2 separate regions of the Homo sapiens genome follow, and region 2 is linked to region 1. A link is a contact called in ENCODE Hi-C or POLR2A ChIA-PET data. All regions are on one chromosome and are shown on one strand. The core of a region is the stretch at or near the end of the contact, and the rest is flanking DNA. Distances in the headings are between cores, read along the strand shown.

Region 1 (5,181 bases), core at 995-3,494:
TCTCATGCATGATGTCACCTTCCAGCGACACATGGAAGTGGATATACCCCTCCCTAGTGCTGCATCCTCATAAACTCTCTAGTTACTCCAGAGATAGAGTTTCTACAACATGCAGGATCTGTTGCACGCCGTTCCATGCATTGTCAAAAGCGCTCCCTTCCACTGATCTGCCAGATGATGGTGCCCTGGGCAGTGACCTGACCCTTTGAACAGGTGAAAAGATCATCTCAGGAAATCAATAGAGATGCTTACTGCTGTTGCTCATCCCTGAAAATCTTTAAGGTTCTCCATGTTAACATATGTACTTTTAACTCAGCCCTTGTTCTGAAAAAGGAGCTGCGCTTTGCCAGGTAACTCGATGCCCTCTTCACCCAAGGGTCAAGGCTCAGAGCTGACGAGCTCTGGCAGCTCTGTCAGAGGTCGTGCCCTTCCCCTGCATGAAGGCTTTCATGAATGGCATTGCGCACACCCCTGGGAGGAAAATGCCCCCCTAAGATGCTGCTCTTGGCATCCCATAGGGGCCTGCGCCAGCTTCAGATCGACCACTCTCCAGAGCAGATGCTGGGACAGGCAGGGCAGATGGTCTCGCCATGCCGTCTTAGCTCCCATCACCTTGTCACAGAGGGACTCGAGATCAGAGGGGTCCAGAGTTCTCTTTTCCTGTCTTTTCCTCTTGTGTTGCTTCTTTCCTAGGTAGATAGATAGATGGCTGATGATAGACAGGATGGATGGATGGGTGGTGGATAGAGAGGTAGAGAAATGCCATGAAGTGCAAAGTAATAAGTAGCTGAAATTCTGTCATTTTTTTCTTTCCCAATACTTTGTAAACAGTAAAAAGAATGGGTAGGCCATCAGTAAACAGCTATTATGTGTACTGTCATTATCACGTTCAATATTGTATGCTTGCTATTATTCTTCTTTCTCTCACCTTCGAGTAAACATTAACTGAACATCTAATATGTGCCAAGCACCCTGGACAGCCAGACTCCCATCCAACCTTCCACATCACCTCAGGTCACCATCTTGCAGGTACCCCCAGGTCTGATCTCACTGAATTACTCACCAACTCTCCATTCTCCCAGAACTCAATACCCTACTCCCTCTTCCTAAAGCAGCCTTTCATTTCCTGCACCTGGCAAAGATTATTCAACCCTAAGGACCTCTAGCAAATGTCACCTCCTCTCTGAAGCCCACCCCGATAGGCTTCCCTTCTTTTAGTACCTATTGTATCCTGATTATTGGTTCATATGTGTGATTATCTGCATACACCATAAGCTTCCCTTTAATCATCTTGTACTTTCTTTTTTTATATATATATTTTTATTATACTTTAAGTTCTAGGGTACATGTGCACAACATGCAGGTTTGTTACATATGTATACATGTGTCATGTTGGTGTGCTGCACCCATTAACTCTTCATTTACATTAGGTATATCTCCTAATGCTATCCCTCCCCACTCCTGCCATCCCACAACAGGCCCCGGTGTGTAATGTTCCCCTTCCTGTGTCCAAGTGTTCTCATTGTTCAATTCCCACCTATGAGTGAGAACATGCAGTGTTTGGTTTTTTATCCCTGCGAGAGTTTGCTGAGAATGATGGTTTCCAGCTCCATCCATGTCCCTACAAAGGACATGAACTCATCATTTTTTAATCATCTTGTACTTTCTACCCACCCCCAGACACCCCTGAGAGAGTCTTCGGCACATATGATGTCCTCTATTGATGTTTGCTGAATAGATGAGGATGCCAAAAGAGGGAGGAGATACCAAAAGAGGGAAAGAAGGACACCCAGAAGACAAATGGTGCTCACCTTGAGGTAGGTTGGAGAGGGTGATCACAGCCTTCCTTGAAAGGAAACAGGAAAGTTGTCAAACTTATGGAGAGACCAAACCACCCGACAGTGCACAAACTGCATCTGAGGCTCTTGGTTAGGACATCCTGGAGCAGAGAGGAGCAGGGGCAAAAGGGAAAATCCCCAAGTCCGCACAGATGCACAAGTCCACGACCAATGTCCTTAAGCTGAACCATGCTCATTTTAATGCTAAAAACACACCCCTGGGTGGAGATTTCAGATGCTAATGAGACATGGGATGTATGTGCTAGCGTGTACAGCAGTAGTGCGTGGGCATCCAGGAGACCTCCCACGGCATGCTTAACAACAATGCCCATTCCCATCCTTCATGAATAATCATGTAAGACTCCTATAAAGGGAGCTCCCTCAGCGTCAGTGGGCGCTGTCAGCCTGCTCTAACCCAGCTATCGGAGTGTACTTTCGCTTTGCAATAAGCTCCTTTACCTACTTTCACTTTGGACTCGCTCTCAAATTCTTTTGTGCCGTGAAGTCAAGAGCCTGAACCTGCACACCAACAACAACCTCACAAATGTGGGTTGCACCTTCCTGGGTACTACACAGCCATAAACACAACTTGCTCCCTCTCATGCATCTTCAGTCTCTTCCTCTGGCACCTAATAGTCTTGACATGGGTTGGTCTGGTTAATCTTTCAGTTTTTCCCCTTTACCAAAATACCTAGCAGATAACTTTTATAGACAGGGACCCCACTGTGCTGAGCCCTGTGAGCCCCCGACATTCTCTTTTCCTGCATTCGGTACAGTCCAGGAATGAGGGCTGCATTCCATTTCTACTGTTAAGGATGAAGAAGATGCTCGCAGATTTGGAAACTGCCTCACAGTTCACCATCAGCTTTTTCGTGGCTTTTGCTGTTAAAGCCTCTGGTCCCTGGGACAGCCCCTGGTTCTAGATTCCCACAGTCTGCAGCATCCTTGTCTTGGTCCCAATTCTCTTCTTGCCCATGAGACTCTCAGCCCTTCTGCAGGCCCACAGGGACATGTGGTGTCCCTGGGTGTCTTACATACATGGAGGGTTTGGTATATATGGGTTTGCTCATCTGATCAGGCTGTGAAACCCCACACTTTTCCAGGAACTAACAGACAGACTGAAACAGGTGGACAGCCAGCCAGCTGTCCCCAAGCCATCCTCCCTGTGGTGATATCTCAGAACGAGACCTTTGGGTATCATAGTGACCTCTGGGCTCTGACTGTGTTGAGAAGCTATTAAATGTCTGCTGAAAGAACAGCAACTTCCCTGTGAGAAAAGCAGGAGAATCATTAACATTTTCTCTCCAAAATGGGAGCAAGTGTTGGGCCCAGAAATGGAAACCAGCAAGTGATGTAAAAAGTTTTTCTATGAAAGATGCTTATCAAATCCTGGCTCAAAACAAGGAAGAATGCTAAAATTTGCAAATGAAATATAATTAGTGTGACCACTCTTCCCTGCATGCCTCAGATACCTCTTTTTCTGTGGTGTTGTTAATTGGTCCTATACATCCTTAAAAATAACATAGAAAGTTATTGAGCTAGCAAGTGTTCTAAATATTTTATTAGAACACATCCTGGGAATTTTTAAAAATGTGTAGATGTTTTGTCTCACCCAACAGACACACACACACACACACACACACACACACACACACACACCTGTGTATGGACAAAAACACATCCTCTTTTGCGAGTTATGGAAGGGAGACAGTATTGCTTGGTCCACCCCAAACTCCCACTTATCTGTCTGGGAACTGCCCTCCACATTCTTGGGGTTCCCATGGGATCTGCCATGTTCTTACCTTCCCAGACCTGTCAGCCTCAGATGATTGCTCCTGTGGTTGGTTCCTGACCCAGCTAGACCAGTGCCTCCTTGTCCCAAGATGTGCATACCTGGGACATAGATAGTCGGCTCATAAGTCTCAACGGCCATAGCTATAAGATGTGACAACAGTGTAGACACTGTTGTCTACATGAGGTAAATGATGGCTTACAGCTAGACAGAAGAAAGACACAGAGACAAGAGGCAGAGAGAGGTTCTTGATAGCTTTGGAGACCCTGGAGGCAGGTGTTCCTGAGGCCAAGCTCTGTCCCCTCCTGCATCTTGGTTGGGCAACAGTTCCTTAGATTTGATGAGATTTTCTAGGGTTTGCTGTCTACTTTTCTTTATGGCCTGCAGGGTAAGAATTTACATTTTGAATGGTTGAAAAAAAAAAACAGAAGAGTAAAATACTTTGTGACATGTAAAAATTATGTGAAATTCAAATAGAGTTTTATTGGAACAGAGTCACACTGATTTATGTATTGCTGTGGCCACTTTTGTGCTACAATGGAAGAATTGAGTAGTTGTGACAGAGACCCTCAAATAGCTGGAAAAGCATAAAATATTTGACTCTTTATAGAAATCAAACTATCTGGCTTTTTATAGAAACAAAGGGCTGACCCTAAAGTCAGCAACAATGAAGGGCCTTTTAAGAAGCCATGAAATGAAATCAGCTCTTTGAAATGTCACTCATTGCTGCGAGATCTCTGGTACTTGTATATTTGGGAAGAGGTTCTAACTGCAACCATTGTCCTTTAGGAAAAAAAGAAAAAGGGAACACATAGAAGCCAACTCCAGCCTTTAAACACGTAGGAGATCCTCAGCTATTTGTATGTGTAAAATGAAGGAAGACCAATGCCTGCTTTCCCTCCCTCTCAATCCAGTCAAGAAACTATGTAGTCAAGACTTACATAGTTCCAGGAACAGGAAACTCACTCTACAGCCTTGTGAAGAAACTGATTCCATCTTTGGACACTTCTTTATAATAAACCCCAAATCTCTCTCCTTAGAACTCATACCTAGTGACTCCATTTGCTTCTCTTGAGGTCATCAATATCAAATCTGCCTTCCTCATGACAGCCTTTCAAATATTAACAGACACTGTCATATGTTTCAAATATTAAAAAATACTGTCATATGTTTGTTCTCTCAATTCTTCATCCCAGCCCTTTCAGCTGTGTCTCTTGTAACGCAGGATTTTATTCCCCTGAGCATCCCAGCTCCTCTTTTTTGAATACATTCCTTTCCTTTTACATCCCCGTTCAGATGCATTCCTTAGCACTGGATGTCACACTCTGGTCTACACAAAGGAGAGGAAGACCATTGCTGCCCCTTCTTCTAGATGTTGTCTGTTGACTTCCATTGATTGCTTTCAGTTGCATGATATTTAATTTAAGAAATCACATGGCCGGCACTGTCCATTGGAAAAGTGTGATGTTAAGGTCCCAAATAGTTCCAAGGAGTGGACTGCAGTGTGTGTGCACCTTGCTTTTAGAGAAAAGGCAGCCTGGAATGGAATTC
Region 2 (5,181 bases), core at 812-3,311, 240 kb after region 1:
TAGAGACCTTATGCGCAGCTGCACTCCGGGAGAGCACCTAAAGTCTAGGTCTGAGGTCTGGGGGAAGTAAGGCCCAGGCAATCCCTCTCCTGACCCTCTCTACGTTGGATCTGATGTTTCTTCCACAAACTGGGAAGTTCAGGTTCCCCAGAATCTGGCTTTGGATAAGGGGAAGCAGGAACAACTCTACTTTTATATAAAGCTGGACATTTGTCCAAAATTGCTTCCTTGTTGCTGTGCCACTTGGGGACATGAACCAAGTCAGATGAGGCTTCATTTTGGCATCAACACCCCACATCCATCTCATTCAGCCAAGGTCTGTCTGTCCTCCGGTTCCCAGTTCAGTCCCTGGGAAGAAACTGAATTATCCTCTCTTCCAAGTGTGGCCCATGCACTCATCCAGGCCACAGGATCCCCTTGAAGGCTCCCCTGCTGCCCCACACCCACCCCATCTGGAAATTACCAAGTCCTTATGGACTTTGCTCTTTATTCATTCACAAAGAATGTAAGATTCCATTTTTTTAAGAACTGAATAGAAATCCCCGGCATCACCATATCAGGGCGTCTGTTCCACGCCAACTCAGTAATTGCCCCGTTTCTAGTGCTTTTTTTTTTTCTCCACCAAAACCAACTTAAGCTGATTACTGCCATCTCAAACAACCTCACTGGGCTCCAGATATATCCATTTAATATGGCCAAGACAAGCAGCCAACTGCCGTTTTCAAAAGACGATCTGACAGATTCTATTCACTTTCAAAGTAGCTCTCCACGGCTGGAATAATTATCTTTCATTTCCCCCATTCTGACACCTTTCAATGATTTGTTGACATCTGAAGAGTTATGGGCAATCTTAGAAGAGGCAGCTGGACTTTCCGCCCCCAAAGATACAAGCACAAAAAGGATTCCCATACAGCATCTGAAATAACTCTGTTCTTTGCAAATGGATATCCAAATCTGCATGTTAATAGGGACACTTTTATCTTTAAATATAACCTCAAAAAAAGAAGGGGGGACAGTATTCATTTAACTTGTTCACCGCCAACTCAAGAAAATGCACCTTTCCCTCAAAACCAGCGTTCCCTCCCTTGACCCATAAAACCAGAAAAAATGCAGATATGCTGAGTTTTCAAACATCTCATGTTTGCTGCAGTCCTCGTTCGAGGGAGAACAGCAGGAGAAATCCGAGCAAATGGCAAGAGGCCTCCACTGTTTCATCTGCTGCCAATGAGGTTTTAAGTGAGCATCACTGGAATAATGTCTATTAATAATTTGCACTTCTATAGCCCTTTCTTGAGGGTGTCTCTAAGTGCCCTCCCACGAACACAGGCCTCGCTTGCAGGGGAAGAGCTCGACACAGGAATGAACCTCCTGCCTTTGGGCACAGTGCCTCCCAGCTCCTGTCTCAGCACAGAGGCACTTTGTCTTTAAAACTCCAGCAAAATGGGGCCTGGGAGAGGTTTTTTTTGTTTTTTGGTTTTTTTTTTTTTTTGGATATATGTTTTATATATATATATATATATGTATACATTACGCAATTACAAATATAGGTCCCATGACACGCAGGATAAATATGGAATGCAATATCTTCAGATTATTTTCTTTCTCTATTTTTTCTGTCTCCTGCCTCCCCAACACACAAAATTTGAGGACTTTCGTTAACTATTTTAGTAGTCTATCAAACCAAGTGCCTGGTAGATTTCAGTATGGGGGAGTAGTGACAGTGGCCGCAAGAAAGGATCAGATGCAGCCACGATCGTTGTCAGAGATAAATAAACACGAAATAGTGAAGGAAAATGGGACAAGCACGCAGCAGTTTGCAGCCTGGACCAATCACAGTGATGCCTCTTGTGGTGGCCTGGAGCCCTCTGCACAGTCCGGAGAAAAGACTGCCGTGGGGATCGGTTTCTGTTCCGAGAGTACATAGCAGAGTGAGGCTGCTGGGGTTGAAGCCGCTTGTTTGAGTTTTCCAGCTCTAATCAGATCGTCCTCCAAAGAGGGAAGTCTCTAAGGAACCAGGAACACAGACCACATCTGCTGGTCACTTCTTTTCCCCCTCGTAGCTTCCAGCCACAGTCCCTCAATCAACAGCGCCCCTTACTGGCCAGAGGGTTGCAAACCCAGAGGGTACTGGGGTGTCTCAGATAACCGCTGGCAACCTGGAAATGGACATATCTGTATCATCCATCTCCAGTTATAGAATTTTGAACACACTATCGAGAGCAGCTGTTGCAATCCCAGCTCAAGTCTCACGGCCATCCCTCTGTCTTGAACTTGGTCTTGGCGAAGTCAGGTCTCTCTGTGGGAGTTTTATCATCAGGGGAGCTGCTTCTCCCAAGAAACCAATAACCACCAATACTGTGTGTGATCTTAGCAGATCCAAAGCTTCGAGAAGCCTTCATCAAGATCAGACATTGCGACAGGAGAATCCTGTTCCCTGCAAACAGGATGGATTTGGATTCTAAGTGGTTGAAGTCACAGAGCGGTCATTAAAATAACAAAGAGGCACTGGCCTTTTTCAAGCACCTTTCTGGACTTCTCCAAAGAAACCCTGCTGATGAGAGGGCACAGGGTTCATTAGCAATCATCTTGGGTCAGCTGATGACAGGAGTGAAGCCAAGGCTGGCACGGGCGACGACAGAGCAGGCGAGCAGAGTTGACCTGGGTTATTTTAGGTGAGGAGGTGGGCGCAGAGGGAGACAGAGAGGTGGAGGGAGTTTATTTTGGTTGAGGCACTTTATTTTGCTTTCTTGCTTGTGAGGATTCATTTCCCCTGGGTAATTTAAAGTTTGTAAGAACCTTGGAATTCCTTGGAGAGAAAGCACCATTGCAAATAAAGAGGCCACAGCACTAGTGATGGTGGAGAAAGTGGCCAATGCCGTATCTTTAGATGCTTGGGTTTTGGGTTGGGTAGAGTTTTTCGGCACGTTTGGGAAGTGGCTTCTTATATGCCCAGCTCTAGTTTGGGGGCTTCCCATGTGTTTTTGTGTCTAACATGTATTGTTCTCAGCACTGTGCTGATTTTCCATGTGTTCATTCATTTAATTCTCACAACAACCAAAATGCGTTAATTCATTCATTCTGAATCAACTTGTTTAATCAAGAGAATTTGACAATGCCCACCCCCTCTCCCTTGGAAAATAAGGGTTAGCCTAGCAGACTGCTCAGGGTCAGGCTTCTTAATCCCTTTCAATGCCATTGTCAATATATTGAACCCTATTCAGGAATCAGCAATGACTTTCCGTGCCTGCTCCATCAAGTCTCATTTCCTCTGCCTTGCTCAAAAAACCTTTTATAACCCTCTTTATAATGCTCCCACTTCCTCTTCTTCCAGCTGCACCTCTACTTCTCCAAACAAATGTAGAATCCCCATGGCAGTGAGTCGAGTGTCCTGGGTGAGGTGGGAGCTATTGTTCATAATCCATGTTGCTATTGCCCAGTAAGACACATTGCACCCCACAGAATATACCCATTGCCTTTTCTTCAACTTTGGGGGACATACCGAGTCTTCACTATACACAGAGTCTGCAGGTAGATAGAGATCTCTCAGTGGCTTTTCTAGGCAACTTGTTCCCGCTACCCCAGTAGGTATGGACATAACCTCAGCTCTCGACTCTCGGGGAGCACCATCTGGTCATCCATGTGAAAAGAAGAGACAACTCTACCCTGTTATAAAAACATGCCTGACACTTGGAAATAAAGCAAGGGAGGACTGCCCTTCAGTGCCAGCCTGGAGCACTCAGGGTCATCACATTCCCCAGGGGATATGCCTTTGCTTGACCCATTCATTATTGGGCCCAGATTCTGATGTTACATGTTAACTTGTAGATTTTTACAAAATAATTTCCCTTTTTCTTTTTTATTTTTCTTATTTATTTTATTATTATTATTATTATTATTATTATTATTATTTTTGAGATGGAGTCTCACTCTGTCGCCCGGGCTGGAGTGCAGTGGTGTGATCTCGGCTCACTGCAACCTCTGCCTCCCGGGTTCAAGAGATTCTCCTGCCTTAGCCTCCTGAGTAGCTGGGACTACAGGCACATCCCACCACGCCCAGCTAATTTTTGTATTTTTAGTAGAGACGGGGTTTCACCATGTTGGCCAGGCTCATCTCGATCTCTTGACCTCATGATCCGCCCGCCTCAGCCTCCCAAAGTGCTGGGATTACAAGTGTAAGCCACCGTGCCCGGCCTCCCTTTTGATTTCTAAATAATTTTAAAATTTTAGAAATGTTGCAAGAATAATGCAAAGACCTGTTTTTCCTAATTCACTTGAGTAATAAGTTGCTGACATGATGCCCATCACCCTAAAATACTTTAATGTGTATCTCCTATGATTGTGAAAGTCACCCACTTTCATGATCTAAATACAACCACCAAAATGAAGAAATTAACATCGGTACATACTATCATCTCATTCTCAAATGCCATCCACACTTCTCTAGTTGTTTCAATCTCACTAAACTTTTATAGGCAAGGGACCCAATCCAGGATTGCTCATCACACAGAGTTGTCCCATCTCTTTAGTCTCCTTCAATCTAGAACAGTTTCTATCTCTCATGACCTTGACACTTTTGACAATAATAGGCCAATTATTCCGTAGATGTTCCTTAGTGTAGGTTTTTCAGGTGATGCCTTATTATGAGGGTCAGGGATGTCTTTGGCAGAAACATCATCATAGAAGTGATGCTGGGTTCATCTTGTATCTGGCCAAGTGGCACACAATTTTAATTTACCCCAGTCCTGGTGACTTACATGTAAACGAAATAATGAAGGTGATGTTGTCCATGTGCCTCCGCTGTAAAGTTACTTTTTTCCCCCTTTGTAACATACAAGGATCTTGTGGGGAGGTACGTGAGCCTTTGCAAATATCCCATTCCTCATCAGACTTCACTCACTGTTTTTAATATCCACCAGTGTTTCTTCGTTGGATGATTATGATGGTTGCCAATAAATGATTTTCTAATTCCATCACTTTCCTAATATTTATTAGTTGGAATTAGTAATTTTTGTGTAGAGATAGGGTCTCACTATGTTGCCCAGCCTGGTCTCAAACTCCTAGGCTCAAGCAACCCTCCCACCTCAGCCTCCCAAAGTGTTGGGATTCAGTTGTGAGCCACTGTGCCCCGCCATATTAGTTAGAATTCTGCTTTTTCCACTTATACATTCATCTGTTTGTTTA

Evidence for each region. A loop is a pair of places that touch in the nucleus more often than their neighbours do. ChIA-PET counts read pairs that join two places held with the same protein, here RNA polymerase II (POLR2A). Pooled maps may share reads with other maps.
Region 2: a map of naive thymus-derived CD4-positive, alpha-beta T cell shows a loop between it and region 1 (17-fold over the local background). The contact joins two enhancer-like sites. A Hi-C loop is called at or near these places in 1 of 168 maps with a recorded cell type or tissue (naive thymus-derived CD4-positive, alpha-beta T cell) and 6 of 50 pooled maps. POLR2A ChIA-PET finds 5 or more read pairs at or near these places in 1 of 52 experiments (activated T-cell).

What each region holds. Positions count from the first base shown.
Region 1 is chr21:32,884,252-32,889,432 of GRCh38, forward strand. It overlaps LOC105377136 (a long non-coding RNA gene), which reads left to right. Exons shown (of 6, transcript XR_937669.3): 3 at 1,681-1,817. Among named protein-coding and RNA genes, the nearest start is that of LINC01690, 72 kb to the right of the region's middle. Within about 2 kb of position 2,245, at least 2 of the 41 ENCODE cell types and tissues checked have a DNase peak (open chromatin) inside an H3K27ac peak, as active enhancers do.
Region 2 is chr21:33,125,415-33,130,595 of GRCh38, forward strand. No RefSeq gene overlaps it. Among named protein-coding and RNA genes, the nearest start is that of LINC01548, 42 kb to the right of the region's middle. Within about 2 kb of position 2,062, at least 3 of the 41 ENCODE cell types and tissues checked have a DNase peak (open chromatin) inside an H3K27ac peak, as active enhancers do.